Linked DNA regions of Mus musculus: regions 1 and 3 are each linked to region 2. The links are chromatin loops, found by intact Hi-C in ENCODE. Cell type or tissue: heart. All regions are shown on one strand. Each heading gives the region's core, and the rest is flanking DNA. Links, peaks and the distances in the headings are about the cores only.

What was found. Hi-C counts contacts between places; a loop is a spot of excess contacts. Peaks named below come from ENCODE experiments on the same cell type or tissue, not always from the same donor. Only the 100,000 strongest peaks of a DNase experiment are listed, where the experiment ranks them.
Region 1: it touches region 2 in a loop (2.8-fold over the local background); 3 of 42 quality-filtered maps call a loop at or near these places.
Region 3: a loop joins it to region 2, with 2.2 times the contacts of the local background. A loop is called at or near these places in 3 of 42 quality-filtered maps.

Annotation. Positions count from the first base shown.
Region 1 is chr14:32,717,631-32,728,178 of GRCm38, reverse strand. It overlaps Gm28651 (a long non-coding RNA gene), which reads right to left. Exons shown (of 5, transcript XR_874509.3): 2 at 9,044-9,145; 3 at 8,450-8,545. Among named protein-coding and RNA genes, the nearest start is that of Gm28651, 38 kb to the right of the region's middle. In heart, for the core only: no CTCF peak of the experiment used is centred there; no DNase peak of the experiment used is centred there.
Region 2 is chr14:32,623,727-32,634,274 of GRCm38, reverse strand. Prrxl1 (paired related homeobox protein-like 1) reads right to left here. Exons shown (of 7, transcript NM_001347590.1): 7 at 3,306-5,540. The coding sequence ends at 5,275. Among named protein-coding and RNA genes, the nearest start is that of Prrxl1, 30 kb to the right of the region's middle. In heart, for the core only: a CTCF peak has its summit at 5,543; no DNase peak of the experiment used is centred there; H3K4me3 peaks cover 460 bases; H3K27ac peaks cover 591 bases.
Region 3 is chr14:32,795,615-32,806,162 of GRCm38, reverse strand. It overlaps Tmem273 (transmembrane protein 273), which reads right to left. Exons shown (of 5, transcript NM_001163616.1): 2 at 986-1,039. Among named protein-coding and RNA genes, the nearest start is that of Tmem273, 15 kb to the right of the region's middle. In heart, for the core only: a CTCF peak has its summit at 4,592; no DNase peak of the experiment used is centred there.

The DNA.
Region 1 (10,548 bases), core at 2,712-7,711, 95 kb before region 2:
GGCCATCACTGGAAAGAGAGGCCCATTGGACTAGCAAACTTTATATGCCCCAGTACAGGGGAATACCAGGGCCAAAAAGGGGGAGTGGGTGGGCAGGGGAGTGGGGGTGGGTGGATATGGGGGACTTTTGGTATAGCATTGGAAATGTAAATGAGTTAAATACCTAATAAAAAATGGAAAAAAAAAAACTAAATACACTGAAACTATTAGAAGAGAATGTGGAGAATAGGCTTGAACTCATTGGCATGGAAAAAGACTTTCTGAACAGAACACCATTAGCATAGGAACTAATCAACAATTAATAGATGGGACCTCATGAAACTGAAAAGCTTCAGTAAGGCAAAAGACACCATCATTCAACAAAGAAGCATCCATCAATAGAACATGTAAAGAGTTTTACCAGCTACACATCCAAGAGAAGACTACTATCCAAAATACATAAGGACCTCAGAAACTAGGTATCAAGAAAACAAATAGCTTAATTAAAATTCTAGTACAGATCTAAACAGAAAATTCTAAGAAGAGAAAGCCCAAATGGGCTGATAAATACTTAAAGAAATGTTAAAAAAAAATCCTTAGTCATCAGGGAAATGTAAATCATAGCTACTTTGAGATTCTATCTTACACTTGTCAGAATAAGGAAGATTAATAAAACAAGTGGCTACTCAAGTCAGTAAGAATGGGAAAACATGAGGAACACTCATCCCCTGATGGTGGGAGTGCCAATTCTACAACCATTATGGAAATCACTGTGGTGGTTCCCTAGGAAGGTGGAAATTGATCTCCCTCAAGACCCAGATATACCACTCTGGGGCAATACCCAAAGGATGCTTCATTCTACCACAGAGATACTTAATCAACTATGTTCATTGCTGTTCTATTCTTTTAAGCCAGAAATTGAGATCAACTTAGATGTCCCTCACTGAAAGAATAGATAAAGAAACTGTAGTACTTGTACACAGTGGACTATTATTTAGCCAGTTAAAAAATGAAATAAAAAAATTTGCAGGCAAATGGATAGAACTAGAAAAAAAATCATCCTGAGTGAGGTAACTCAAGCCCAGAAAGACAAATATTTACTTACCTGTGGATATTGATTGTTAAGTCAATGATAACCAGGCTACAATCCATAGAACCACAGAGGTTGAGTATAGAGTAGAGTACAGTAGAGTAGAGTAGGTGACCAGGAGCACAGACAGATCTCCTAGGAGAGAGAAATAGAATAGAGAGGTATGGATGGATACAGTGGTGGAGACTGAAATAGAAGAATCAAGTGGAGAGGGAGAGGAGGAGTGAAGGGAAAATATAGGGAAAGACAGATAAAATTAAAAGCCATTTAAAGGGTAGTGTGGAAACCTAACATGGTAGAAATTCCTAAAACAGATACATATATAAAGGTTATCTACATAAAATTGCTAAAAAAAAAAAAAAAAGGAAGGAGACAGAACCCCACCTGGCCATCTTTTGTCACCAAATAGAGCTTTCAGTACCAGGATTGGGTTACATATAATTGTATGGCTGGCCAAAGGTGTCACATGGAAAACCCCAAACAACCCAAGCTGTTGTCAAGACTATAAATGGCTTTCCACAAGCTGACAGCAAGGCTCCATTTTTGAGGACAACACCCACACAACTCATTGAGTATGGAGAGGTTGAGCTGGTGTCTACATAGAGCTTTCACCACCATGTGCTGGTGTCTTTGGTGTAGGAAGTTACTCTGAATACTACCAAAGGAGAAACAGAAACACCAAAATAGCTGAAACCCTTTGATCTACAATGAAGACCTGCCTTCAAATAGGCTGGTGCAATGGTACACAAAGTTTGTGGGGGTAACAAGTCAATATTTGATTCAACTGAAGACCCATTACATGACATAGAACCCATACTTGACACTGCTTGGGAGACTAAGAACCTGAAACTAGATAGCCAGGGAGCCTAAGATAAAGCCAAATGCTACTACTGTTTTTTAAAAAGTTACTTTGAAATAAAATGACTCCTTATAACATTTTACTATACTCATAGATCAGCGCCTTGCTCAGCCATCATCACGGGAGCTTCCTCCTGCCACAGATGGGAGCAAATACAGAGACACACCAACTTCCAGACATCATACCAAAAGGGAAAGACCTTAGAACACCCAGATGTAAAGGGATGTCTCCATTAATACCTCCTTTCAGGCTTCAGGGAAACCTGTGGAAGAGGAGACAGAAACCGTGTAAGAGCCAGAGGGGATAGAGGGCACCGAGGAATCAAGACCCTCTAAATCAACATTATTGATGGAGACATGGCCTTACAAAGGCTGAGAAAGCATGCGTAGAGCCTGCAAGGGTCTGTACCAGTTAGGGTGGAGGCATGTCCCCATCCCTAACCCAGAAGCAATTTTCAGTTGATAACCATTTGCAAATGATAAGCTAAACAAAATTAAGGGGACTAAACACTGTGAGAATAGCTAGTCAGGTTGAAACAACAGGTAAATCTTGGGCTGGATCCCAAACAGAAACTACTCTGACTTACCAAGCATCTTACAACATTTATACAAGAGACACAAAACTCAAAAAAGGTAGAGAGTATGCATTCAAGATTCTGAAATATAGTAAGAAGAGAAACTGTGAATGAAATGTATGTTTAAAAGTTAGTTAGGAGATCTTAACTGATTAATGGATCATAGAAATCAGATTTATAACTATTGATTCTTAGGGAGAAACAAAACATGGAATTTCAGAGATCACACATAGAAGCAGAAAAAAATCATATTTTTTATAGCCCTATGTTCATTTATCTTCTGTTTTGTGATAAAATACTTTGACAAAAGCAACTAAGGAAGAAAGGTTTGTTTTGGCTTCAGTTCCGAAGAATACTCCATTATGGTGGGAAAGACAGGTAGACAGGGAAGACATGATCACAGGAGCATGGGCAGGGGCAGGGGCAGGGGCAGGGGCAGGAGCAGGAGCACAGGCAGGAGCAGGAGCACGGGCAGGAGACTGTATGGTCACCTTGCATACATACTTAGGAAGCAGAGAATGAACAGGAAGTAATACCAGCTATGTTCAAGACCCAGCCCTATTGACACACTTCCTCTGGCAAGGCTCCACCCACTAAAGATTTTACAACCTTCCCAAGCAGCACCACCAGCTGGGGTCAAGTGTTAAACCACTTAGTCTATGGAGGACATGTTATATCCAAATCATAATACCACAATAATCGTTTAATCCCTTTTCTAATCTTGCCTTTGAGTATGAGAGAGACAGAGATACACAGAGAGAGAGATATGGAGAGAGATGGAGGAGAGAGAGACAGAGAGAGGAAGAGAGAGAAAGAGAGAGAGAGAACAACTTTTGGGAGTAGGTTCTCTTAAGGCAAGGTCTCCCTCGTTGTTTCTGCCACAGTGCATACTCTAGGCTAGCTCACCATGAGCTTCCAGACAGTTCTCCTGGCTCTGCCTCCCATCTGCCTCGAGTTCCAGGGATTGAAATCAGGTCATCTGGCTTTCCCAGCAATCACTTTTATCCTTGAGCCATCTACACAGGCTTTCAGCGATCCTTTTATATAAGTGCTTTAATTATATACTTTAAAAATGAAAGCTAGGGAGGCAGAGAGATAGCTGAAAGGCTAAAAGCTCTAGCAACTACCTGAGTTCAACTCTCAGGACACACCTAGACAGCTCACAAACACCTGTAACTGCAGCTCGAAGGAACTGGCACTTTTAGCCTCCAGGAGCAAGCTGCACTCACATGCACACACACACACACACACACACACACACACACACACACATGTTTCAAAAATCTGAGACCAATGTTAATCAGAAGTATGACTAGCAAACAAAAAGCATACAAGGAGGTAAGTAGAAGCTGTCAGAATAAAAGTAGTTATCAATGCAACAAGCAATACAAAGGAGCAGAAGAGAACCTGCTAGCAGGGAGAGGGTGGCCAGCCTGCCCAGAAATCTTTTAGAGGCTGGGGAAGAAAAGAGCAGATGTGTACTTGAACCAGCTCCAGACTGAGGAAAAGCCACTGCAGCTGTAAAACTTCACATGCAAACTAACTACAGGAAGAAAAAAGCAGGCATATTAAACTGCCAAATAATTAATCTAATTATTAAAATCAATTTTTAGAAACCTATTAACCCCAGGTGGCAATGATATTCATATCAAACTTTTTTTAAATGTATTCTGTAGCTGCCCTCAGACACACCAGAAGAGGGCATCAGATTCCATTACAGATGGTTGTGAGCCACCATGTGGTTGCTGGGAATTGAACTCAGGATCTCTGGAAAAGGAGTCAGTGCTCTTAACTGCCAAGCCATCTCTCCAGACCCTCACGTGGAACTTTTTAAGAAATTTTTTTCAGAAGAATTTTCCAAGAATGCCATCCTCAGACGGCCATGCCGACATGCATGCTCCTTGCATATTTCCCAGGAATGGTTAGTTCCCCTGTCAAGTAAACACTACTGGAGGGTGGGAAAGGTACTGTGTTTATTTTATTTTATTTTATTTTATTTTATTTTATTTTATTTTATTTTAGTTAGTTAACATAACCTTGAAATTAAAACTTGACCAATAGCACACATAAGATCACTTTAATGTTGTGTATAAATTTAAAAAACAAAACAAAACAAGGCATGAACTTCCTTCGCCTAATCCTGTGCAGAAACATAGACTCTGCTTGGCCTAACCTCAGGTGTGACCACCTTGAACTCCTTAATAATGTTTGAATGGGGCTCCCGTCTTTTTGATTTTGTACAGGGCCCTGAAACATATGTAGCCAATTCTGTTAGGTGCTAGAAAATCAATATCATAGTAAAAATATAATAATCTTTACTTTAAAAATGACTGTATGTAAGAAAATAGATCAAATACAACAGTACTTCAGTGACTTGGAGTAAATGTGGGTATTTACAGATACTAAAAAGGCATGGTTGAAACTAAACACAAAGTTGGCTTTCTTGCATGAGGACTGGGGTTTGTTGCCTGCATACATATACAAGCTGGCTGTGGTGGCACATGCTTGGATCCCAGCTCTTCAGAGATAGAGATAAGCAGGTCCTCAGAGCTTGCTGGTCAGCCTCCTGATCAGTGAGCTCTATGTACCAGCTAAAGACCCTGCCTCATAAAACAAGGTGTGTCCAAGCGTGGTAGCTTTAATCCAACATTCCATAGAGGCAGAGGCCGAATTTGAGACCATCCTGATCTACGCAGTGAGTTCAGTACAGCTACCACTGTGTAGAGAAACTGTCCCAAAGAACAAAAACACCAAAAAGATGGGGAACTCCTGAGGTTGACCTGAACCTGCACCCACATGGGTGGTCACAAGCTGGTGCACACACACTTGAATGGAACACTCTGGGTTGGACAAAATTGAACCTTACTACAAAATAGTTCATTAGTGGATGGCTTTGGTACCCTTTAAATGGAACTTAACAAGAAGATACAAAATAATGATTAGTAGAGAGCTTTATTACATTTTAAATGAGACATAGAAAAAGTGGGGGGTGGGAAGCATAGTGGTACCTAAACATAAAAGCTCACATCTGTGCTCCTAGCTATAGGGGGGCTGGGCAGGGACAGCACCTGAGTCTCAACTTAAGGAACAGAGCAAAATCCAGCCCCAAAATAATGAAATATGGGCAGAAAACAAAATAGTTCACTGGGTAAAGATCCTGCCAAGCAAGCATGAGGACCTACATTCAAGTCCCCTGAACCTACATACAAAACTGGGCATCTGTAGCCCCAAAGCTGGAGGGGGGGAAAGAGACGGATACCTACAGCTGGTTGGCCAGCCAGTCTAGCCAGAATGGTGAATGTCAGGTTAAGTGAGAGACTGTCTCCAAAATGAAAGAGGAACAAAAATGAAGTCAGACACTGGATGTTGACCTTCAGCCTCCACGAGCAGGTATACACATGTCCACACAGCCACACTCACAAGCTCTGAGGACTTGCTTATCTCTATCTCTGCAGAGCTGGGATCCAAGCATGTGCCACCACAGCCAGCTTGTATATGTGTGCAGGCAACAAACCCCAGTCCTCATGTGAGAGAGGGAGGGAGGGAGGGAGGGAGGGAGGGAGGGAGGGAGGGAGGGAGGCAGAGAGGGAGGAAGGGAGGGAGGGAGGCAGAGAGGGAGGGAGGGAGGCAGAGAGGGAGAGAGGGAGGGAGGGAGGGAGGGAGGGAGAGAGGGGGGGCAGAGAGGGAGAGAGGGAGAGAGGCAGAGAGGGAGAGAAGCAGAGAGGCAGAGAGGCAGAGAGGCAGAGAGGCAGAGAAGGAAAGGGAGAGAAAGAGAGGGAGAGGGAGAGGGAGAGAGGGAGAGAGAGAGAGAGGCAGAGGGGGAGAGGCAGGGAGGGAGAGAGAGAGGCAGAGGGAGAGAGGCAGAGAGGGAAAGGGAGAGGCAGAGAGGGAGAGGGAGGGGGAGAGGCAGAGAGGGAGGGGGAGGGGGAGGGAGAGGGGGAGGGAGAGGGGGAGAGGGAGAGACAGTTAGAGAAAAGGAGAGGAAGTGGAAGGAAGTCTTTACCACCATGGTGAAACAGCACAAGCATGTGGTCCAGGCTGGCACAGTATGGTCTGGGGAAAAGAAACAGGATGCTTCCTGGGGACAAGCTAAGCATTATGTCATTACAGTCGACAGAATTATAAACTACCAAGACTCAACAAAACTGGTCAATAAATTATAAATCAATAAGATTGCTGAGAATAAGAAGAATGAATACAAATCAATACCCCAGTACAGGGGAATGCCAGGACCAAGAAGCAGGAGTCGGTGGGTAGGGGTGCAGGGAAAAGGGAGGGTATAGGGAACTTTCGTGATAGCATTTGAAATGTATTTAAAGAAAATATAATAAATAAAAATAAATAAATAAATAATACAAATCAAGACTATCATAAATACAAACAATAATAATTTAAAAGTCGCATCCATTAGAATTTTTGTTGCTGTGACAAAATTCATAAGACAAGCAGTTTAAAGGGAGGAAGGATCTGTTTGAGGTCAGTGTCAGGGGCTTCATGGCTTCATTTATTCTGCACCATTAGTGACCAGCACCATGGGAGTGAATGACAGAGACTTTGGGCTGTGTAGTGAATCAGAGCCATAAAACCAGCATAGTATCAAAATGACTGCCTCATACTAGACTAATAGATTTCTCCTTTTTGTTCATTTGATTTTTTTTTTCGTTTGGTTGGTTTGTTTTGTTGTTGATGATGTTGCTTTGCTTTCAAGTCTTGCCCAAGCCGACCATGAACTCTCTCTCCCAATCCCCCTGCCTCAGCCTCCCATTTGCTGAAATAGTGACTTGTTCATGATAACTAGTTTCAGACTAAATATTGAAAGCAGAAAAAAAAAACAGCATAGCACATGTGTGTCAGCAACACAAATAACTGACAAATGTTAGCAGGATCTATAAAATAATATTTTAATATATGAAGAGGAGACATTGCAAGTATATTGCTAAGTTGCCATAGAGTCTCATTAATAGGCACTAATAGATGAAAAGAGTGAGCCAGTGCTCACTGCTCTCCAATTACACAGTGAATAGAATCCCTACCAAATACCAGTGGAATCGTTTAATGAAACAAGTATTTATAAAATAATTCCAAACTTAAAAAAATAAACAAGTGAGAAAGGTTGGAAGCAGTTTTCAAAAGCAGGGGGAGTCGGCTTGCCAAATTCTAAAGTGTGCTGTGAAGTTCCAACCATTAAGTGTTTCATTGGCAGGAGAATGTGCAAACAGATCAATAGAACAGGCTAAGCGTTCACAGAAGGGATGTCAAAGACGTGTAAGACTCAGAGAGTGATAGAGGGAACATCGCACACAAGGGGGAAGGAGTGGGTGAATCAACAAATAGTATTTTTATTTATGAAGGAAACCTCGGGGATGGGAGAAATAAACTCATGTCAGTAATTACTGCAACTGGGGTGTGGCCATGCTCGCAAAATCAACAACAGAAACAGCACACGGGAAAATGCTAACATACTAAGTCATGTTACCTATAAAGATTGTGTACATCTAGTATCAAAGATACCTCACTTCAAGTAGAGGTGAGAACATGGGTCCTAGGATATGGATCGCTGGTACAGCAGGTGTTTTTACCCAGACAGCCTTGGGTTCTATCTCTAACACTCAAAGAAAAAAGAAAGAAAATGAAAGTCCAGCTAGGACATGCTGGAAAGAGATTATTTTCAGCTAGCACACACAAAAGTAAATTGTCATATTATTTAAAGAACTGTCCCAAGTCAGATAAGAACCAACCAAAAATCTAGACACTAGTAGAAGCACAGACCGGACCTGAAGGCCCAGTGCACGGTGAGTAGATTGCAAATTTTGGCTGTTCCATCTGCACTGCGGTGGCAATGGAATGGAGTTTCCTTTCTTCTTGGTTTTAAGGTTGAGTATGACAATTCAGTAACACAGGCTCTGGTCGGGTGTAGTGGCGCACGTACTCAGCACTCGGCACTTACCACTCAGCACTCAGCACTTGGCACTCAGGTGGATCTCCTTGTGTTCAGGGCCACAGAGCTTTCTAGGTCTGCCAGGGACACATAGTGAGACTCTTTCTAAAACAAACCAGCAAACAAACACTTCTAATGAGTGCACAAATTTGGGAGCCTCAAAACATGTCTCTCTACTTAATAATTCCATTTCTTCACATCTAAGCTTTAAAAATGTGAGCACAGCCCCAGAAGATGGGAACCTGGCCATAGACAGCCCAGTGTTGCCATGCTCCAAATAAAACCCTCCACCTTTGACCAGCTTGATAAAGTCCACATTGACTCAGTCCTTTGGACAAAGGTTTGGGTTTTTGTTATTTTGTTTTCAGTGTATAGAAAATTGAGATCCAATACAATGACAAGATATACTGCAGAGAAATCCTTCACTTTCCGAAAAGTATCGTGTATGACAGTAGTAATTGGGCAGTGGACATGGGACAGATTAAGAGGAAAGGTTTGGGGAGACAACTGCTATGACACAGACTCTAACACTGTAGTTGTGACAGCCGGCTTTCCTGAAGATCAAAGGACAATGCTTTGAAGCGTTCTTACCGGAATCCTTACCCTCCAGAGAGTGGGCTGGGCCTCTCCTTAAGCGAGAGTCTCTGAGGCAGGATGAGGAGCTTCTCCCCAAAGCAGTGATGTTTCATCACCAGGTCAACCTCCCTAAACAAAGAGAAGAGGTTGGTGAGATGTCCAATGTATGTTTGTGTTTCTGTGTGTGTATCTGTGTCTGTATGTCTGTTGTGTGTCTATCTGTGTGAGTCTGTCTGTGTCTGTGTGTCTATGTGTCTCTGTGTGTCTCTGTGTGTGTGTCCTCATCCGTCTCTGCCTGTGTCACTGTGTGTGTCTGTGTCTGTGTCTCTATGTCTGCTGATACATACAATGCCAGTGCTCTCCTACTGAGCTCCACTCCCAGCCTCTCAACAGAATCTTGAAGTAAAATAGAAAAGATATTTATGTAGTCCTTCTGCTACTGACTTCTGTTACAGAAGAATTAGCCACCGTTCATTACGATAGTGATAATTATACAATACATAAAATATACTGTGTAGATCAAATATGCAATTAAATAATTATCATTTTATAAGCTTTTATGGGATGATGAGCAAGGTTAACTACAGAGGGAGATGGAAGCTTCTGTTTCATTCTTTCTCCCTTTTATTCAGGTCAGGATCCCAGCCTAGGAGCCGGAGCTACCCACAGTCATGATGTGTCTCCCACCTCAGCTAGACTTCTCCGAAAACATCCTTCCAGGCATGCCCACAGGCTTGTCTCCTGGGTGATTCTACGTCTTTTCAAATAGCGAGTGAGTGTTAACCATCTGTGTTATTTAGGTATTTGTCACCTTGACACAAGGCATGATTATCTGGGAAGAGGGAACCTCAATTGAGAAACGGTCGTAAGTAGGTGGAACATTGTCTTGATTGATGGTTGATGTGGGAGGGCACAGTCCACTGTGGGTGGGTGGTTCTACACCAAAGCAGGCTGAACAAGCCACGAGATGCAAATGCTTCAGTTCTTGCCTCCAGGTTCCTACCTTGAGTTCCTTACCTGGTTCCCCTTCATGAGCTGTGACCGGAACATAAAAGCCAGCCTTTTTCTCCCCAAGTTTTTGATCATAGTCTTTAGAAAGTAAATTAAGACACTATCACATTCAGCTTTCCATTACTATAACAAATACCTAAGATGGATCAAATTATAAAATCTCCATGAAAGGGCAGATTCACTGTTTCCAAGCCTCCAATAAGAATGTGGTATTCATACTTCCAAGGACTAGAAATTCTCCCACTGGGTTCTACATCTTTTGAGTCCTCACCTCGACAGTGCCAAGCTAGAGACCAAGCTTTTAACACCCAAGGAGTGCTCCATACTCAAACTGAGCAAGGGCTCCACTGAGGGAGTCCCCGAGCCTTGGCTTCAGGAATCAGAATCCTAGAGTGCTATTCTGGTAGAAATTAAGCTGTTTCTCCTAGGACATGGGATTTGACTTGAATGTCTGAGATGATTGCCTCAGGATGAGAGGATTCCTGCCTCCATTTTTAGCTGCCTGGAGCTCTTTTCTTCCA
Region 2 (10,548 bases), core at 3,527-8,526:
GCCAAGTCAGGCAAAACCCGAGGGACAGTCCGGGCCATTCACTTCCTGGCTCTGCCTCCGCTCCAGTCCTAGGCTGCACTTCACCAGGCCACACCAAAACAGCAGGAGACAGCTTCAGACGGTGTAGTGAGCTGCCAATGACCTTGTCCTCCTGAGCCCTGATCTGAAGCTGCCTGTGCCTTCATCGTCTCCTTGGCTCCTCACAACAGCCAGCTATACTAGAAATGAGGACTATAACAGTCACTCCACAGGGTAGGAGAGGAGCAGAGACGTTGAGTTGCTCAAAGTCACACAGGTAATAACATCAACCTTCAGGTCCCCAGACCTGCCCTGCTTCCCCAGCTCCAAGCTGCCACAGTCCAGTAGGGATGCTAATGTCTATGGAGACTTCAGTGGAGGAGTCCAGGGCTAGCTAGGACTGTGTCTCTGAGTCAAGAAGATGAAGTGAGCTGCAGGGCCTGATTCTGCGGGGAGAACAACTCATGCTGGGAGCAAGAAAGGGGCCACTGCTCAGGATGGAGAAAACGCAGGTCCAGTAGGTCAAATATTATTTCTACTGAACAACTGTTGGCGGTGCCGAGGCTCCATAGGTCCACCCTCCCGTGCAAGAGCTTTGTTGTCACTGGGAGGGCCATCTGGACATAGGTGGGCAGCTGAGAACCGCTCATAGAAACAGCTGGGTGTTTCATGGCCACAGGGACCGTGAGCCTCCTGGGTCTGGGCAGGCACACTACACGTTCCATGCTTCTATACGGATTTGTAGCAGTGATCAAGTCCTGCCTTGAAAAACACCAAGCTGAAGTTTGTAAGGGTAGATTTCCTGTGTCCCCACAGAGTGGAGCCTTGTCTGAAGCTGTTCTCTTTCTTTTTATAAGGGGTGGGGGGCCAAATAGCCCAGGCTGGCCTTGAACTGGCTGTGCAGTGGAGGACAACCTTGAAGCACTGATTCTTGGCTGGCAACTCTTGAAAGCTGGCCAGGCAAGCCCCACAGCACCTACTTTGATGTGGTCCTGGGAATCAAACCCAGGGCTTCCTGCATACACAGCAAACACTCTGAGCTTCATCCGGAGCCCTTAACTGCCATTTTATAAATGGTTCTCTGAAGCTTTCTCTTTAAGGAATGTCTCTTTAAGCCCTGATAGGCCACATTCCATGGATCCTGCACATCTGCTGGGCCCTAGCTGGACTGATCCGTTCTGCTGCCCACATAGTCTGGGCAAACTTTCAAAACCACCAGGAACCAATCAATGCCCAGGTGAATAAGTCTGAGGAGGGGAGAAGCTAAAGGGCTGTGCTGCCATGGCGGGGAGGGGAGAGAGGCAGAGAGCAGCAGAAAGGAGAGACCCCTTCAAGTGCTTGGTTCTTGATACCTGCCCCCTGAAGTCCAGTGTGAGTCTGACGTCATCTGGTATCCTTTTGACTTACTGGTTTCAACCTAAAGCAAAACCGAGAGGCTGGACTCAGGTGTCCTCATTGCCCCTGAACACTGTCCCCACCTTCTCCATGCTGAGGGCCAACTGCAAGCCTAGTCATGTGCTTCCTTCTGGAAGTCCTACTCTTCCATGAATTCTGCAGGAAAAAGGAGTCTGGTGAGCTCTTTGATTCCCCTTTGCACTCTCCCTTCTGGAGAACCCAAGGTTTCCAACCAAGAAACGTCTTCCAGCCCCACTCCCTGCAAGGCATGGTGGGAAGAGAAGTGGCCTTCACCCTGTACTTCCTCTCTAGCAGGCACCATTTAGAAATGGATTCAACCATCGCCTTCAAAGAACCCCACAAGCCCGTTGTCATGGTAACATATGAACTAAAGCATAGAGAGGTTAGATGACTGACCAGAGCCACACAGTCAAAAAGAGCTGGGATTTCAAACATGTAAAATGTGTAGCTTAGTAAGGCTCTGAGCTGGCAACACTTTCACACTTTCCAGTGAAGCCTTCGCCATGTAGACTGGTTGAGTACCAGACTGTTTTGTGGTAAACTCCCTAGAAAAACCATCTGAGGAGCCCAGGAACTCTCACACCATCAGGGCAGGAAATCCCTCCTGGGTCCGTCCCAAGACAGACATGCACACAACAGAAGGCCAGCCTACTGGCCCAGGGGTAGACCAAGAGCAAGCAGGTTGGCCTTTGCTCTGCTAGGCTGAACCCAGTGAGGTTCAGGCCAGAGTCCATAGACAGCAAGCAAAGCAACAAAGTTGCCCTACTTACTATCCTTCTATCTATTAAATGAGAATAGACGTAGACTCTCTCAGATGCTTTTGAGATCTGTGACATTTTCAGATATTGGAATGTTTTGTTTTGTTTTGTTTTGTTTTCGTAAGCATAATGACATGCTTTGGGGAAAGGACTCCAACAAAAATCACAGATTTTGTGTTTCATAAACACATCTTGTGGCCTTTCTACACTTGCTTCAGCGATTCTGTGCATGAAGTATGGAATGGAATTTTTCACTTCTGCAATGTCAGTACTCCAGAGCTCTAGGGTTTGGGAACCTTTCAGACTAGGGATTTTCAGAGAGGGATGTACTCAAGCCGTACTTACCTTGTGAATGGGGTGTTGTGGGGTGATGCTCTAACCCTGTGGAATTCCCAGACAATGGGACTGGTGTGTAACAAAGCTCTTTCTACCCAGCAGAGAGGCTCCTGCACCGGAGCCTATAAATAAAATGCAGACTGAAGGAGGAGAGAAACCTCCTGGGAATGGCCCAACGTCTGGTGCCCAGGTCACCCACCATGACTCCATGTGGCCCAGCTGTTGCTCCCCTTCCCAGGACCATCACCCTGACCAAGGCCAGCCACTGTCCCTATCATGGCTGCGGTGGCTTCTAAGCTCTATTACCATAATCTGCAGTGCATTAAGACATGCTCTTTGGAAAGTTTCAACTAATAAATTAATAATAGTTATTAATCATCAATCAATCCCTTGGGCCTGAACCTCCTTCCCAGACCAAAGCTGGATGTCTTTTTATAGTTGTGTTATGAATCTCTGCAGACTGGACAGCCCACGGGGGCTCCAACTATAACTGCTTCAAAGAGCACTTCACCCATGATGGCCCCGATGAGGACAAGGTGGGGCAGGTGGCCTGAGCCCTGAAGACCTAAGGGAGAGCTCTGGCTCACACAGGGGCCTCCAGCTTGCCCCGGCATCTGCTAAAAGGTTTTTGTGCCGGAGGCTTCCAAGTCCTCCTGCAAGCTTCAAGAGCATTTCCATTTGCAAGCTGGCCAAAATGGAGTATTAGAGAGCACAGACTCCACCCAGCCTGGAAGCTTAGGGATCGGGAACCAAGAAGGAGAAAGAGAAGTCAAGGGAGGTCTTTAAAGTCTAAATTTATTCAGGTGTTTAAAGGAACAGAAACGACATCATGCATCGGTTACTTTTGCCCTTTGTACATCAGAACTAAGTGCTCAGATATCTCTGCAGAGGTTTGGCTCTCGCTGTTTTTCCTTTCTTTCCAGAACGTCAGGCAGACTTTTCAATGTGATCCAGTTTTGCACAGTCACTGGAGTGTCGCGTCATGAATTATTAAATCAGTGCTTCGTGGTAATACATAATTTCTTATCAATTATTCATGCTAATGTGTGTGTAGTTTACTTAATTGTGTTATTGACGATCAAAAGTAATTTCCTGAAAGTCCTCAAGGACACAAAATTTAATCAGCATAACTACTTTTCGGATGCAATGCTGTTAAGTATTCTTAATTTGCCCAACAGTTCACTTATTTATGTACCTTTCTGGAGGAAATACGAGTTTAATCAAACAATTAGATTGAAGAGTTAGTGTGCATAAGGGCTGGAGCATACATCGCCCAACCAAACCTTCATAATTACAGGGAAATGGAAGCAACTTGGCCACTTTTTGGCAAATCGCTTCATCTTTGTACTCAACAAGCAAAATACAGCAAGAACAAGGACCTGGCTTTTTTTTTTTCTTTTTTCTTTTTTCTTTTTTTTTCTTTTTTTTTTTTCTTCCTTTTTATGGAGACAGTGTGTTCCATCAGATGCATTGCCATAACCGTAAGTGAGGCACGATACACTGAGGAGTATTACAGGGGAGGGGCGCTTCTGAAGAGCTAAGGGGAGGCAGATGGCCTGGAAGCGGGGCCTCTCGATTATCAGAACTGAAACGATAACAGCCTTCATGAAAGCAATGGCTGTTTGTGTGGAAACATCATCACCAAAAGCCACCAACAACCACAACCCTTGCAGGACCGGGCCAGGAGAGGGGCACACGCTATTGCACATCTCCCTCTGATCTCTCCGAGGTCACCATCTGCATGGAAGAACACAGCCACACTAGACTGAGGCAGAAATCTCTATGAAATTTGGCCCTTTGGATTTCATTTTCTTCCGCCACACGGAGTCATCTTACTGGGTTTCCTGTCTTGTCACCCTCTCTACATACAGGGGACATGAAGACAGGCGGCTCCTCTGGGCATATTTCAGGGACCTTCCTGGGGATTTCCTCCCACTTCTGGGGCTCTTGTCCTTTTGTGGGCCATAAAGCTACGTTCTGAACTAGTGAACTTCCCATCACTCTTCTGAAGAGAGGCGGGGCCTGCAAGTGGACACTCTAATTGCAGGGAACCCACTTTTGCTCCACACACATAGTATCAGGATAGCAGTCCCGCTCCCAGGGGCCACAGAACTGACAACCTGTCTGACTGGGCCAGGGGAACCTGCTAGGATCAGGACCACTGTGACCATATCTTGTCACTTCCTAACCAAAACCTCAGCTAATACCTTTAAACAAGAGAAAAGGGGCTGTTGACAGTCTTGACTGAAGAGAGTGAGAACTGGTTGATAGCCTATCAGTTCTGTGGTTTTAAGCAATGTGGGAGCGACTCATTTCCTGTCATGAGATGCCACTTCTGGGCATCTTTCAGGAATGATCCATGCCATGGCCCCTGGAATTGACAAGACCTTCTCAGATAGCTCAAGAAGGTTGGCGAGAAGAACTAATCTGCTTTGCTCCAAGACTGCTTGGCCTAAAACAAACAAACAAACAAACAAAACAAGACAAAAAAATCCAGGGGCCGCATTACAGAGCAGTGTCCAGAGCCACTAAGAGCCATCAGGAAATGTCACCAAAGAAAAAGCCAGAACAACACAGCCTACCAGCAGAATTCTAGAGGGACTCTCCAGCTCTCAACCAGCTGCAGGTCTCGCTTCCCCTGCCAGGTCCTTGAGGAGGCAGCTACTCCTTGTGGTTCAGAGGATGGCAGGGCTGAGGCTGAGAGAAGCAGGGGTGGGGAGGGCTCCCGGCTGGGTCCTCTGGACCCTCATACACTCTTCTCTCCCTCGCTCTGTTCCTTGGTTGGGGAGGTCTTGTCCTGGCTGCCTTCTGGAGGCGCCTGCTTGGAAGCAGGGCCGGGACTGCTGCTGGTGGATGGCAGGAGGTTGGCAGACTGCAGGACAGCTTCTGAATGCTCGCGGGCCTTCATGCGCAGGGCAGCCACGCTGGCCGTGCGGTTGCTCTGGCAGCCATAAGTGGGGAGGAAGGAGAGTCCCATCGGGTCTGGGACACAGCAAGAGCACAGTGGGCCCCCTAGAGGAAGGAGAACAACATGCTCTATCAGTGTCCATACTCTCTTTCTTTGGGCTGGGGAGGAGGCTGGGCCCCTAAAGAGAAACATTGACTCTCTTGGGTTTCAGATACTAGATTGAAGACAAAAATCACAGGTCTCCCAAAGATGCATGGCTTAAGGCATCCAGTTGGTAATCCAAAGGACAGTCAGAGCATCAGGGAGACCTGGTTAGTCATGGTCCTCTCACCTCTTAGTCCAACATACTGATTTCTCAAATGTTGGCTTCTACTTGGGTAAAATGGAATGATATGTATATATCACAAGATTGTTATGAGGGTCTGATGAAGTCATCCCACACCCCCAAACTGTGTACCAAGGCATCTTTAACAACTCAGTGTGAGGCACTGCTAGATACCCAAGCACTCTGTCAGGTGCCAAACAATGTGCTAGCTCAAAACCACTTCTAACTTCACTGTGAGACCAGAGCACGTTCCATTCAAGAATATCAAATCTTTGTGAAGCATGACCTTGCAGGGACCACACGGGGTGGGGGAGACCACATGGGATAGAAAACGAGAGTGTGTTCTGCCTGCCATGGGGGAGAAGTTGGGCAAGGTTCAGTGTTCAGCAGCTCATTACAAAGGGGTGCTAGCTGTTTAAACCGATTATCTCTCCAGTTACAAGAATCCTTTCCAAATGCCTGTAATGTTGCTGAGAAAAAAAACAATGCTTTCTGAGGTCATTTTGGATCTGGCCATTCTATGGGAAGAACTGTTGGCTATTGCTTATGGTCCAAGGGCTGAAAGGCCTGAGGTCTGGGGCTCTGAAGTAGTTGTTGGAAATACACTGAGCATGGACCTTTGACCTGTATTCTTACTCTTACTCAAGTGTTGCCTCTTGACTAACAAAGATGAGGCACAGTGCAGGAGAATTCCTGAAGGGGCCCAAGCCAGAGCTGAGAACCACAGAAAGAATAGAGTCTCCTGTGTCCCTGATTCACCTGCCATCTTGGACATGCCCACAAGTGCTTATAAGATGATTTTTCTCCTGTCAGAGCATGACTTGGAAGTCCCCCACTTCAGACCACCTCAGAGCACTAATCCAGGTGCAATGCCAGTGTCCACTTTGCCTTCAAAGCCCTGCAGACCCATGTCTCACAGACACAAGCTGGGGGGGGGGGGGCGGGGGGGCAGGGAAGGGCAGAGCTAAGCAGTGTCAGTTCTACATGCACTGGAAGGCCTCCACTCCCCCTTCCCAATGACAAGCTTGGCTGCTCACTGCTAGGGCCAGGCAACCTGCCAGCCTCCTCTTCAGCATATTCAAGCATTTTACCCCTCATTGCTCATTCTGCTCTAAAGCAATGAGAAGGTCCCCTGGACCCCACTCACCATCCCCTCTCCTCTCCAATATGGCCACGAGAGGATCCATGCCTTACAGAGGTGGGAGCAGCCCCTCTGACACCTTAATTATGGATTTCTGCCTTAGTTTTCAAATGAAGACCTGATACACAGGTAACAGCTACCAAGATGAGGTGGAGAGATATCACTAAGGTCAAGTGCACAAGGGAATTCGAAAAAAAGTTTTCCCAACCCTTGCTGCCTGGCTGGCATCAAACCTGTGATGCATTTGATCAAGCCCTAAGTCCTGGGTGTTTCCTGTTCCCAGTGGCTTCACACAGACAAAGCGGTGTGCTGACACCGGAGTCATAAGGAGACATCACAGCAAAGGCTCAGCTTCTGCTGGAAAGTGTGTGTGTGTGTGTGTGTGTGTGTGTGTGTGTGTGTGTGTGTGCAGGTATGTGCATGTGTGTGTGTGTGCAGGTATGTGCATGTGTGTGTGTGTGCACCCAAGTGTGTGTGCATGTGTGTGTGTGTATATGTGTGTGTGCATGTGTGCAAGTGTGTGTGTGTGTGTGTGTGTGTGTGTGTGTGTGTGTGTGTGTGCTGACACCATGATCTGGGGACCTTCCCTTGGAGGCCTTCTCCTCTCCAGGTCCCCTTCCCCACAAGGAAACCAAGGATGTAAGGAGAACGGGACATTAACAATGGTGATCCCTTTGGGGAGAAGGGTGGCAGAGAATTTGTGAGTTTTCTCAGTTGTAATGTTTACACTTTTTTATGGCGATCATAAACAACATTTAGACCTAGAAACCTTCTTTGATAATGAATGGTTAGAAGAGAGCAGATGGCAGATGGCTCAGCACCACTGAGGGAGGCCAGGTGGCAGGAGCCCAGGGCCACACACAGGCTCAAAGTTCCACAGAGGCTTGTAGCCTCAGGTTCAGCAGACTCAGCCTTAAGCAGCCATTGTGCTGGGCTACCCTAGAGAAGCTAGTTTGCCACAGGATAGGACTTGCTCAAGTGTGTCCCATGAGGTAGGTGATCTGTGACTCCGGTGACACCTTCTGTAAAGTACAAAAGTGACAAATCTATACTCCCTAGATGGCACCAACAATGGTCCCAAGAAAGTCACCAGTAAGTTCAGTCCTAGCCCTCAAGCCCCAGATTTAGAGGTGAGGAAAAACAATTCAGTACCCAGTTTGTGGCCTGGTTCTCACCCCACCCCCACCCCAGACAGACAGGGAAACTGAGGACCAAACGAAGCCAAAACCTCTAAGGGGCCCTATGATTAAAAACACACCATGGAGAAACATTTTTCTTTGAAAGGAGTCACTGAGCCATGTCATAACAAGAGGGAACCTCCAAGGACTTGATAAGTGAAGTTAGTCATTAGGAAGACAGGACTACAGGGTTTCAGTCACAGGATGCATTCAAGGTAATAGACAAATCTATGGGGACAGAAAGCAGAATACTGGCTCTTGGTGGCTAGAGCAAGCAGGATCAAGGGGCTGTTGTTTAATTGATACAGTTTTAGTTTTATGAGATGAAAAGGATTCAATGCTCTAACAAAGTGAACAGTTACACACACACACACACACACACACACACACACACACACACACACCAGCACTCATATAGAACTATCCGCAACACCAAATTCAAGGACCCCAGAGTCGCTTATAATAAAGTGGTAGTGTTTGCACAGAACCCATGAGCATCTCTCACCCGCTTTCCCGTATCTCTGAGTGATACCGGTGCTGGGCAAGTGTCTGTCCTTCTGTATTGTTTAGGCAATAATCCCAAGAAAAACGTGTCTCCCTGGTCTGCACAGATCCATGTTTCTCCAAACAATTCCTACCTGTAGCTGGTTAAATTGAGGAAGGTGGATCTCATGCACATCCAGGGATTACTGTATACTTAGCAATATTGAAATGTACACTTAAAGGTAATTAAGGGGTTAGAGAGCTGGCTCAGCAGCTAAAAGCACAGCCTGCTCTTGCAGTAGGACCCAAGTTCGATTCCCGGGTGGCTAAAAACAACCTGGAGCACCAACCCCAGAGGATCTGACACCCTCTGGTCTCCAAGAGCATTCAATGCATATGTCCCCACGTGGATATACATGCACATCCATGATTAAATTAATTAAAATAAAAATTTTAACATGGTAAGGGAATAACATTTATTAAGTAAACTTTACCATAATTGAAAATAAGTTTAAGACAGTTAGGATCAAAGGGTGGGTCCAACTGGTCCAGAATGATGACGACCAAAAGAGGCTGCTAAAGCTCCTCAAATTCCTACAGCAACTAAGGAACCCCAAAATCCCGGGGGGGGCACCCTACACTGGCCTACCCATAACGCGTGCTCTCAACCCTACTGGCCTGGTGGGTCTTTGATAAGGCCACATTACATCAGGCTGGTGCACGCCTATAGATGAGACCATGAAGTAGGGCACTGCCTCTGAGATGAACACTGACCACAGAGCTCCTGAAGCATCCATCGATGGTCAAGGCATCTAAGTGAACTCACATACACCTGAACAGCCCATCCAGGGACTGAGGAGCGAAGCCTTGGCACAGTGAAGGATGGCTTATGGGACATCAAAAGAGCCTTCTCCCCTCCCCAGCCCTGCCCTGCCCGGCCCTGCCTGGCCCGGCCCAGCCCTGAGTAATGCATTGAAGATGTGACCAGCCAGGATGGAAAAGCAGATGAGACACACAGGAGAGAGATTTCTGTGATAGTATCAACAGCAAACAGGAAGCAATGGTAACAGGATGGCATTTAGCAGGGAGACATGTAGAATCTGGCATCTGTGCCCAGTGATCCCTGTTGTCCAAAGTGAGACCTGGTTTGTCAGTGAGCATGATTTCAAACGTGACTTGATGGGAAATTTGTTGTGACACCATAATGCCATAAGCTGTCTCAACAGAGGCAAACCACAAAGGAAGGAGTCGGGTAAAAGTCGCCTTCCTCTCTGTGGTGGCCACACTGTGCCTTATGGTTTCCTTCAGCAGAGTCCTGTCACTGCTCTAGGGAAGGGGACTGACACTCCAAATTGCTGGGTACACACATACATTCATTTATATTGCCATCAGCCAACATCTCCCTGAAATCTCATAGCCATTTTTAAATAAAGAAAACAATGACTTCCATATATAGGATCCCTATAAAACTAACTCTCAATTTCTTAGTAATCCTGCAGTATGGATGGACCACTGATGTCTCCACAGGCCATCATCCCAAACAGCTCCCTGGGCCAAAACACTTCTGAGAATTTGAGATAACAATAGTGAAGGTTATCCTCCCTGTTTCCAGAGTGGTTAATTAACAAAAAGCTCTAGTAAGGAAAATTCAGGCCCAAGTCCCATACAATGCCCAGGAAACGTCCATGCAAAACCTTTGCCTGGTGCTTCGGGGTCTTATACATGCATTTCTGGCTTTAAAAAGTCTGGTGTAAAAGGCTGTCACAAACAAGAAAAAAAAATGTGACTGTTAACAGCAAACATGTTATTAGGTGATATAGAGGAGACAAAATTATATAAACAGCTTTTTTAAAAACTCAAAACACATAGTAACCAAGATCATTCAATACTAGGGAAAGCTGTGTGAAAGGTTATCTGAGGGCTGGGGAGAGAGCCCAGTGAGTAGGAAGAGGAACCTAAGTCCAGAACCACAGAAGCAACAAAAA
Region 3 (10,548 bases), core at 1,844-6,843, 170 kb before region 2:
ATGCAGGGGAGCTAGTCTTCATTTCTTCCTCGCTGCTGGGATGCTGGGCTCATTGAATCCAACATGCTACTTGGAGGAGGCGAAATGCAGCCTAAAATGGGGTCCCAGTGTGTGTTTCTCCAGGTGAGAATTGGAGGCTGGGACAGAGGCTGTGGTTCTAAAACTCCTGGGCGCCCAGATGCTCCTGGGAACTTCTAGGAGTTGAGAATGGGCCCTCAGGCCAGTGATGAGCCTGGGGCTGAGGGTGGGGAGGGTTCATCTTAGCTTAGAGTGAGTGCCAGGAGTGTGGAGGGACCTTCTGCAGGAGTCTTAGGACTGACTCAGTAGGATGAAGGCCTCCCCTGTGACACTCCTTGATGAAGAAGACAGTCTTTGCTGGCCCAACCTGTTTTATTCATGGCAGATGGGCATGCATGCCGCTCAGGGTAGACCAGAGGTTAAATACTTTTTTGCAGGAAGGGATGCCTAGGAAAGGATGCTATTGGATAAACACTCAGGGACCCTAGCTATTTCATTAGCATGAAGAACTCTGGGCTTTGTGATGTGACCAGTTGTTGTGGTCCTCTTCGTTGGGTGTCCTAGTCATGTACACAGGACCAGAATCTTGTCGGGAGCTAGCACGAACTCCAGTCCTTCTCAGTTATGAGTTTTATTTGGGTTATGAATGGCCTTACCAGTTCTTCTGTCTGGTGTCATGGTCCATAGCCCCATAAATGAGGACCAGGGAGAATGGCAGAACTTGCTAACAAATGTCCATAAATACAGGATAAGGCATTGGGGGAGCTAGGGCTGCTGATTAGAGACAGGCAGCATACAGAGGTGGCCTTGATAGCTTGTATCCTCATAATAAAGCTATTTTGACCATTCAGTGGGCCTGTGGGCAAGCTGTGTGCTGGCTAGCAACAACACACACCAGCATGTACCGGAATTCTTTGCAAGATATCCCTCCAAATCCGTACGCAGAACAAGCAAGGAGGCCACCTACCTATCTCAGTCTCAGCAGGCTTGCCCGTTGCCAACACTTGAGCTCCTCCAATGCCTGCGAAGAAAGAATCCCAAGCCTTGTTAGAAACCACAGCCAAGGCTTCTCCATGGTAAGCGAACTTGCTTCACAAGCACAAGAGCCCAAGGTCCATCCCTAGCATCTGGATTCTAAAAGAGGGGAGAGAGGTATGGTCACACACATGCAGTGCTGTAGCAGGACAGAGACAGAGAGGATGGCTAGTGGGGCTTACTGGGCACCAGCACAGCTCCAGGTTCAGTAAGAAACCCTGTCTTAAGGAAAGAGGCAGAGTGATAGAGCAGTTCTCCTTTGGTGTTCACATAAATATGCACCGGCACATACACGGATGGACACACACATACAAACACACACACACACACACACACAGAGAGAGAGAGAGAGAGAGAGAGAGAGAGAGAGAGAGAGAGAGAGAGAGAGAGAGAGAGAGAGAGACTCACATATACATCATATACACTATAAATAACAAAAAGAAGCTCAATGCCTGTTGGAACGGGCTGAACTCCATCTGGGGCATTATTATCCAAACCCTCTTCCCCTTGACCACTATCCTCAAAAGCTCAGTGGTTTCTGACTGTCACAGGGTCTCGGGCCTTGTTGAGATGCTAAATCTTTCCTCAAAGCCCAGCTGAGGTACAAGATCCTGTAGGGCTCAGCATCTTATTCCTGAGCAGTTTCTAAGACCCTGTGCTGATTCCAGCCTGCATCCAGTTCACTCTTACTACCCTGTGTAGTCTACCCAGACATCTGCCATTGGGCTACTCCCTTGGCCTAGCCCCTTCTACTCCCCTCTCTGCCTTTATCTGGTCTTGGTTCTATGCCATTTCTTCCCTGGCTCTCCACACATAGGTGAGCTGCCGCTTTTGGAACCTCAACAGCCCTGTAGTCCTTTAACTTGACTGACCAAGTCAATATTAACTCAACAATTATGTATTGTTGTGGACACCAGGTGCCATGCTAGTATCTTCTCAGCTAGCTATCGGCCACTGAGAGTGTCTTGGTGATCTCTCCAATGACTACACAGGAGTGTCCAGCATTTGATACAGTACCTGACAAATAGGAAGTCTCAACATGTCAGATGAATGAATGAATGAATGATGGAGGGTCTGAAGGAAGGCCACCATGCAGGGATGCCTCATGATTCAGGCCAGGCCTTCAAACCTGGAGACAGAGACCCCACTAACTAGTACCCTATTGGCTCCACAGACAGACTACACAGACTGTTGCCTTGGAGAATGTTGGCAATCCTCAGTCACTTCTTCTGAGACAGATGTTGCATACCGTCCAGATGGTCGTATATTTAATATAACATTCACTCTGCGGCATGGGCCCTGTGATCATCACCATTTGGTGAATGAGAAAATAGAGATATTGAGAACTTAATAATGTGTTCAAAGATTGAGCCAAGTAGAAGGTAGCAGTGCTGGGAACCCAGAAGCTATGTACCATACCTGTGGGAAATACAGCCCAAGACTCCCCACAGACACCTGAAACCACGAATTTCCAAACCCTATATACACCTTCTCTCTTACATATATACACCTAGACACACACTCAAAAATATTTGTAGCAATAACCAATAGTAAAGTAGAATGATTATGATAATATGCTATTAAAGGTTATTTAGAATGTATGAAGTATTTATTTCAGGAATTTCTTTTTTTTTTCTATTTCATGGTTTTTTATTATATATTATCCTAATTACATTTCTTTTTTTGTATTAAACTTTCGTATTAGATATTTTCTTTATTTACATTTCAAATGTTATCCCGAAAGTTCCCTATACACTCCCCCCACCCTGCCCCTCTACCCACCCACTCCCACTTCTTGGCCCTGGCATTCCCCTGTACTGCGGCATATAAAGTTTGCAAGACCAAGGGGCCTCTCTTCCCAGTAATGGCCGACTAGGCCATCCTCTACTACATATGGAGCTAGAGACACGAGCTCTGGGGGTACTGGTTAGTTCATATTGTTGTTTCACCTATACGGTTGCAGACCCCTTCAGCTCCTTGGGTGCTTTCTCTAGCTCCTCCATTGGGGGCCCTGTGATCCATCCAATAGCTGACTGTGAGCATCCACTTCTGTATTTGCCAGGCACTGGCAGAGCCTCATACGAGACAGCTATACCAGGGTCCCTTCAGCAAAATCTTGCTGGCATATGCAATAGTGTCTGGGTTTGGTGACCGATTATGGGATGGATCCCCGGGTGGAAATCAGTCTGAAATCCAATTTTCCTCAGAAAAATCCAGCAATACCTCTCCTGGGCATATACCCAGAAGATGTTCCAACTGGTAATAAGAACACATGTTCTACTATGTTCATAGCAGCCTTATTTATAATAGCCAGAAGCTGGAAAGAACCCAGATGCCCCTCAACAGAGGATTGGATACAGAAAATGTGGTACATTTACACAATGGAGTACTACTCAGCTATTAAAAACAATGAATTTATGAAATTCTTGGACAAATGGATGTATCTGGAGGATATCATCCTTAGTGAGGTAACCCAATCACAAAAGAAGTCATTAGATGTGCACTCACTGATAAGAGGATATTAGCCCAGAAACTTAGACCACCCAAGATACAATTTGCAAAACACAAGAAAATCAAGAAGAGGGAAGACCAACGTGTGGATACTTTGTTCCTCCTTAGAATAGGGAACAAAATACCCATGAAAAGAGTTACAGAGACAAAGTTTGGAGCTAAGACAAAAGGAAGAACTTTCCTTATTAAACTTTTCAGATCATGATAGACTGCAGTTGGTTGAAACTCCAGAGAATAAAAATAGCAACAGTGGGGACATAAATCCACACCACTCAGGCCAATGACCAACTGGATCTCAGCCTCCTCTCATGCACCTCAATGGGTCTCTCATGGGAGGGAACAGGTGGCCCGGCCCTTCCCACTGAGCTCCCAGGAGGCCCCCTGAGCCCTGAGCTCCTAGGGGTAAAAGGGACAGAGGCTCTGCCTGCCCAATCAGCAAAGAGCTTTTCCATTCCCCTATGACCACTGATGACCCTCAGTGACACTCAGCACGCTGTGTTCAGCTAGCGCTACACAAAGGACTGAGACAGGCTGACTCCATGACAGGCTTCAGATTGGCAGTTCAGGAGACAAAGCCTAAATCTCTTTCCAAGAACTGGGCAAGCCTAGGAAACTCCAGGCCTCAGAAGATGCACTGCTTCTGACCACTGGGGAAGCAGGAAGAGAGGATGGAAGGAAGCTCTAACATCAGAGCCCCAAAGCCCTGCCCAGGCCTCCCCAGATCCTGTCCTAGTCAACAATACTACCCAGGTTCCTGTTTTCCCTGAGCACTGGGGTCCTTCTGCTGAGTCCCAAGGCTGGGAGCTCTGCTTTGTGGTCAGCTCAGCCCTTTGCAGGTCCCTTAGACACCACCCTTTCTGTTCTGTGCTCAGATCCCCTCTAAGCCTTGAGACATTTCACTAATCTCTGAATCTTCCAGTTGAGAGGATTTCCTCCCTTCCCACTGAGAGAATTATCATAGAGACAAACCTAAGGCAGCGGATGGAACTGTGCACTACAGCAATAATTCCTGCTAGCCAGCCCTCTGGCCACTCGGCGGCAGCCTTTCCCCTCCTCAGGGAGAGAAATCCTCTCTATCTGCCCTAGCTCCTTTGCTCTCACTATCTCACTGGGAGGTCTAACTCTGCTCTCTAATGAGCCCCTGGGTAAGGATCCATCCAGCAGGTGACCTGCCTCCTGCTAGGGTCACGAGCTGGGGGAGTCCCTCTTGGACTGTAGAGCCTCAGCAAAGGCCCCAGCGCTCCAAAGTAGCTAGAGGATGGATGGCCCTTGCAGGTCTTGTCTGCCTACAGTCATGAACTGCAGGATGCCTTGCTCAGCCCCGGGGTGTGTGAGACCCCAGGAGGAAGTTTGAGCAAACCCAGCAGGAGCTTCCACCCACTGCTTTGCAGGCATTCTTGCAATGCTGGGGCGTGGCAAAGTATTGGAACACAGGCTCTTAAGACCCTGTACAGTCTGGACTTGGATGGATATTGTCATGGCTGCTGTCCCTGAGGCAGATGTCACTTGCTACCTCTAACCCCATGATCCTGGCTAAGTGCAAGCATACAGATACGTGCACACGCACACACACACGCACACGCACACACACACACACGCGCACGCACACACATGCACACACATGCACGCGTGCACACACACACACACATGCAGGCATGCATACACACACAGTGTGTGTGTGTGTGTGTGTGTGTGTGTGTGTGTGTGTGTATGCATGCCTGCATGCACAGATGTGCATTGCACCTCATCACTGTCCCTGATGAGCTGGGTGTGGAGGTTGAGCATAACCTCAGCTGTGGCCTTCTCGATTGACCTGCTGAGACCTTGACTCTTCCAGGGGAAGGGGCCCACATAGCCTTCAAGTGTGAATAGGTAGCATCCTGCACGCAGGCACTCTCTTTCAGAGGAACTTACATCAAGACACTCAACCGTCTCTCCACACCCCATTTGGGCCCTGATGCTTTGCCCTTTCTAAAACAGCTGCAGATAGATCTGATGAGGGCATGAACACAGCAGCCGCTCTCTGTGCCTCTCCAGCCTGTGGCCTGCTCTGCAGGTGACTTCCAGTTCTGTAAGAGTTCATGGTTCTTGAGCTAGAGGTGTGGGAAACTTGAGGTAGAGTATTTACTTAGCATGTTCCTTGCCAGAATTGAAAAGGGGGAGGAGACAAGAGTAAAGGCCCTATCAAGTAGCTTAGTCTCCCCTCCAGCGGAAGAGGGCAGGGCTGCCATAGGAGAGCCAAGAAGAGTGAGCCCTAGGCACAGTTTGGACTTGCCCATCTCTGTTGGAATCTGACCCGCTAAAAGCCCATCCCTGGCATCCAGGCCTCTTTGTGCTGTCCACCTGTTGGGTCCACTCTCACTGGGGGTTAACATTCCCTGCCACCTTATTTGGGCAGAATCAGGGTGTGTGATTCCCAGTTGTGGGCTAGTCGGCATGTGTCATTCTATAAGTATCTGAACTAAAAATAGGGGTGGCCGCCCTAAATTTTGTCAACCGATGCCTGCCCGCATTTATCTTGGTACTTAAACATTGAGGGGTGGGCGGTAGGTCCTAACTTTAGATCTCATGAATTCCGACATTCCCAGCTAAAGGAAACAGGCTTCAAATGTCAGGAGCAGCATCCACTATGTCACTAAAGAATACACACACAAACCAAGGACCTGCAGCAGGGTAGCCCGAAGTAACCAGAGGAGACCATGAACTGCCAAAGAGTGACCAAGGGGACTGGAGTAAACATTTGCCACTTGGTCCATTGTAGCATCTTGATGTTCCTGTGGGGACCACTTCAGGTGATTCTTGTTGGGGGGGGGGCTGCCTCTGGGATGGTCTTGAGGACCATACTGATCGCTAGCTTAGGGGAGAGTCCCGACACAACATCACAGAAAGTCAGGCTATCGAGGGAGGTGGGAATGGAGAACACAGGATGAAATGAGGAACTATTTAGGGTAGCTGCAGACAAACCTAGTGAGAACATGTAAACAGAGCAAGCCATGACATCCCGTCCTGAGGTTCCTCATCACCTCTAAGAATTAGTGCAAAAGCCAACTCCAGAGTCCTCTGAAAGACTCCTATTGTCTCTGTTGGCGCAGGATAACTTCTGAACCCTCCCTAGATCTCCTACCCTTGTATCTTGCTCTATGGCACAGAGGCACCAATAATACAAGAATAGCTCTTTTCCCCAGGGCCAGGATGATACCTGAGAGCCTTTGCAACTCGGATTCCTATCCTGACTGATGATGGAGCGCCACAGTAGAATACAGAGTCTTGAGATGGCTGAGGAATCAATCCAAAGCTACTCAGAGCGAACCCAGAAGTAGCTCAAAGCCTTGAAACGATAAAAATCAAGTTTGTAAAAAGCCAAGTAGGGTTCAACCATAGAGACAAGTGAGCGATAGCATCACTCATGTGATTCTGAGCCTGAGAAAGGCTACTGAGAACACCTCCATCTTCTGCAGTCAACTGTGAGTCCTCAGGAGCCTGGGCTGTACTGGTACACAGCTGAAACTATGCAGCAGTTGAAAGAGTCACAGAAAGGACCCTGGGCACGAAAAATCAAGGGGACAGTGCAGCTGGGCTTCATACCACTGTTCCATCCTAAGCCCGGCTCTTTTCCTGGGAAAATGGGGACCTAAGACTCTGATATGTAAGAAGCGCTCACTAGAGACACAGCTTCCTCTCTCGTTGACCTTGAAGTCAGGGCTGCTCTGTTTTTAAGATCTGCCTGTTTGGGTGGCATGAGTGTGGCAGCCCCTTCCCTTCTTGGGTGTTCATGAGTAGGTGGGCATCTAAGAAAACCAGGCAGCAGCCCTGTCTTTCTAGCTACCCCCCCACATGAGGCTGTTTGAACTGACCCTGATAATGACACATGTCTGTCATTATGTGGTATGCCTCAGCCTTTGTACCAGTAGAACACTGAGAACAGACTATCTGGCCTTGGGTTTTGTGGTCTTTTTATTCCTGCTGCTTGTGTGGCTTTCACTGAGGTCTAGAACCTTCTGTGACTTGCAGAAACCGCAGGTGCCCGATCATAAGCCCCCAAACCACGGAAACCATTTTCTTAGGTTACCCTCTTTCTCTCTCATCACAGCCTGACCTTAGCAGCCACATGTTTAGTAAACAGGATATCCCCTATGTCCTCTCATGGCCCTTTGTGCCACAGTCTTTCTCTGAGAGAACCTAGTTGGAGATAGAGCTGAACGGATCAGAGCAAGAAAAAAAAAAAACAGATGAGAAGAGAAAAGGCAGTGGAGTGGACTCTAGACAGCAAGGCACAATGGCTGCCCGTTGGTGTCCAGGGAGAATTACCCATGGAAAAAGAGTCCTTAAGGATGCACAGCCATCTCCTAATCCATACACCTAGCCAAGTCCTTGGACTTGATACCCAGAGAGATGGGTGCTGAGTAGGTATTGCCACATACTGGAACTTTCTTTTCATACATTCAGTCCACAGTGAATTGGCCAGCAAAGATGACTAAGGGGATACTTAACCCTGCCTGGGGTGTTTGGAAACTTCTACAAGTTTACAATTTAGTTAGAGACAGGATGACTAATGAGAGCCAGAGTAGAGGGATGGGAGGGGTGAGGAGGATGGAGCAGAAGGCAGGTACAAGGTCCAAGAGGGCCTGAAAAGGGGCTGAGAATTCAAGAACTAAAGAGGTAGATCAACAGGGTCATGCTGGCAGAGCACTGACACAGAGACTATCGTGAGTGTCCTCAAACAGGTATGGGGACAGTCACATAGGTCGAGGTGCCCAAAGTAGTCCTTGGGGCTGGAGGACATGGTCTTCTCCATGTTCTGTCCAGCTAGGACACAGCTGCCCTGGACAGGAGTGAGAAGCAGGAAGCCATAGAAGACCATCGAACTGATGAGGAGGCCAGGGAGGCCATGAAACACGAGCAAGTGCCTCCACTTTCCACAAATAGCACCTTAATTAAGAGGGAATGATAAGAGTGGGTGACCTGACAGCATCAAAACTCGGGCCCATGTTGTGTTTCCGAGCAATCTTTGCTAATTAATTCTTAAAGATTCACACACTGGGATCCAAACACTCAGCTTCCAGAAGTCAAGGCAATCAATACCTTCTCAGACTAATGGAGGGGCTGGAGGTGGGAGCTGCCTTGGGTCTGAAGGGGCGCCCCAAGCACGAGACTGTACTGGCTGGGGGTGGGGATCTGGGTTCCTTCTTACCAGGAAATAAAGACAAGTATCAAGCCACATCTGACAAGGAAGTGACTGCAGGCCTTGGGGATATAGATACTGAAGGATGAGGATACCTAGTGGATGCTAGCAAGGTAAGCAATGCCCTTCAAGAAATTCTGGCCCTCACCAAGCCCACTCTCACTAGGGAAAGTTTGTTACCTGTCCAAGCCCATTAGTGAGTGCCTGAAAGTGTTCCTATGATCTAGGTAGTGGAGGGTAAGCTACATGAATAGAAGGGCACACAGAGAACACTGAACCAGGACTTGCCATCCTGTCACCATCACTGTATCCGTGACTTGGAGCTGAGTCTGGTGGTGCACTGAGCTCAGTGTCACTGGCTGAATGTGGCGGTGTGTATCCCCTGGATGTGTGTGCCCGGAGTGAGAGACAGGCAACAGCTGTCTTTGCACTTGTAAACATCTGCTTTCCTGGTGGGAGAAGTGAGGGGGCTCTCAAGGGAGTGCTCAGACCTGGAAGGGCAGTCTTCCCAGCAAGGGTAAAGGTGATCAGTCTCTAAAAGGAAAAACGTCTGCAGCCCCCTGTCTGGGAGCTTCAGCTCAGATCAGGCCTGCTGTCTAGAGTGAAAAAGCTCAACTCAGAGCTGCCTTTGTGGGGCTATCTTGGAAGTGAACAGAGAGGCAGGCTCAGTGCAGAATAACTAATTAATGATGGTAAAGTTTCAGGAAAGAGGGAAGCGCTGTATAACCGCTAAGTGGTGGGGTTATTATTATTCATGCAATATTCATACTGTGCTCTTCAGCCTTGGGAAGCTTTGCTTAGTGCCCTGAGGGACCTGCTGAGGAAAGCACATGCCCAGACAACAGAACTGTGGGATGACAGCTGGCCTGGCCCACGCGGAGGGGCCATGACATTGCAGAGAAAGCAGCAGCAAGCAGGGCGAGGGCGCTAGCTAGCCACCTGCCTCTGTTTACCAAAAGAGGCTGCTGAGTGAGCCCTTCTACGTACTGGGCATTTTCCTCTGGCTATCTTTTAATAGGCAGCTCCTGACGTTTGCAGAGCCCAGGGTGTGTCACATATTTAAATATTTAAGCTATAAGTCAAGCTGAGCCTGCCTCACCCTACCCCTTGACCCAGAAACCCACTGTCCCCTTCTGAAGAGAGAAGATTCACCCTAATAAATACTTCCAGAGTGGCCAAAGAAGGAAGAAGCCAGGTTTGGTCCTAGTTGCTTGAAGCCCCCAGACTCTCAGGACTGGAGATGGGGTCTACCGCTGGCAGATCTCTCATAGTCTCTTACCCAAGTTTTGGCTTTCCCCTAGACTTCTGGCTGGTGCCAAATCATGTTCCATCTCCATAGTTTGAAGAGAAGGAGCCTCTCCTCTGGATATCTGGTTTCCTGGTACCTGAAAAAGCAATCTCTCCCTCCTTCTTCTTTCTCTCCCTCTCTCCAGGGTCTTAACACATGCCTTCGCTTTCATCTGGGGCCTCACAAGCTCACAATGCCCTTCCCTACAACTGAGTGTTCACCTAAATATTGAACTGTCCTGGCAAGATCAAGAAGAGAAAGTGCCTTTGCATTGTTCTTGTGTGTGTGTGTGTGTGTGTGTGTGTGTGTGTGTGTATGTGTGTGTGTGTGCATGTGTGTACATGTGTGTGTACTTGTGTGTGCACATATGTATGTTTGTCCACAGGAGCTGGCAGCATGGAACAGAGCCCTCCCTGGGTGACCATAATCCCAAGACGAGACACAAACTGTTCATGTTCACATGCCTGCCTGCCTGCCTATGAGTGATCTTTGAACCTGGGTCAGCCTGGCTCTG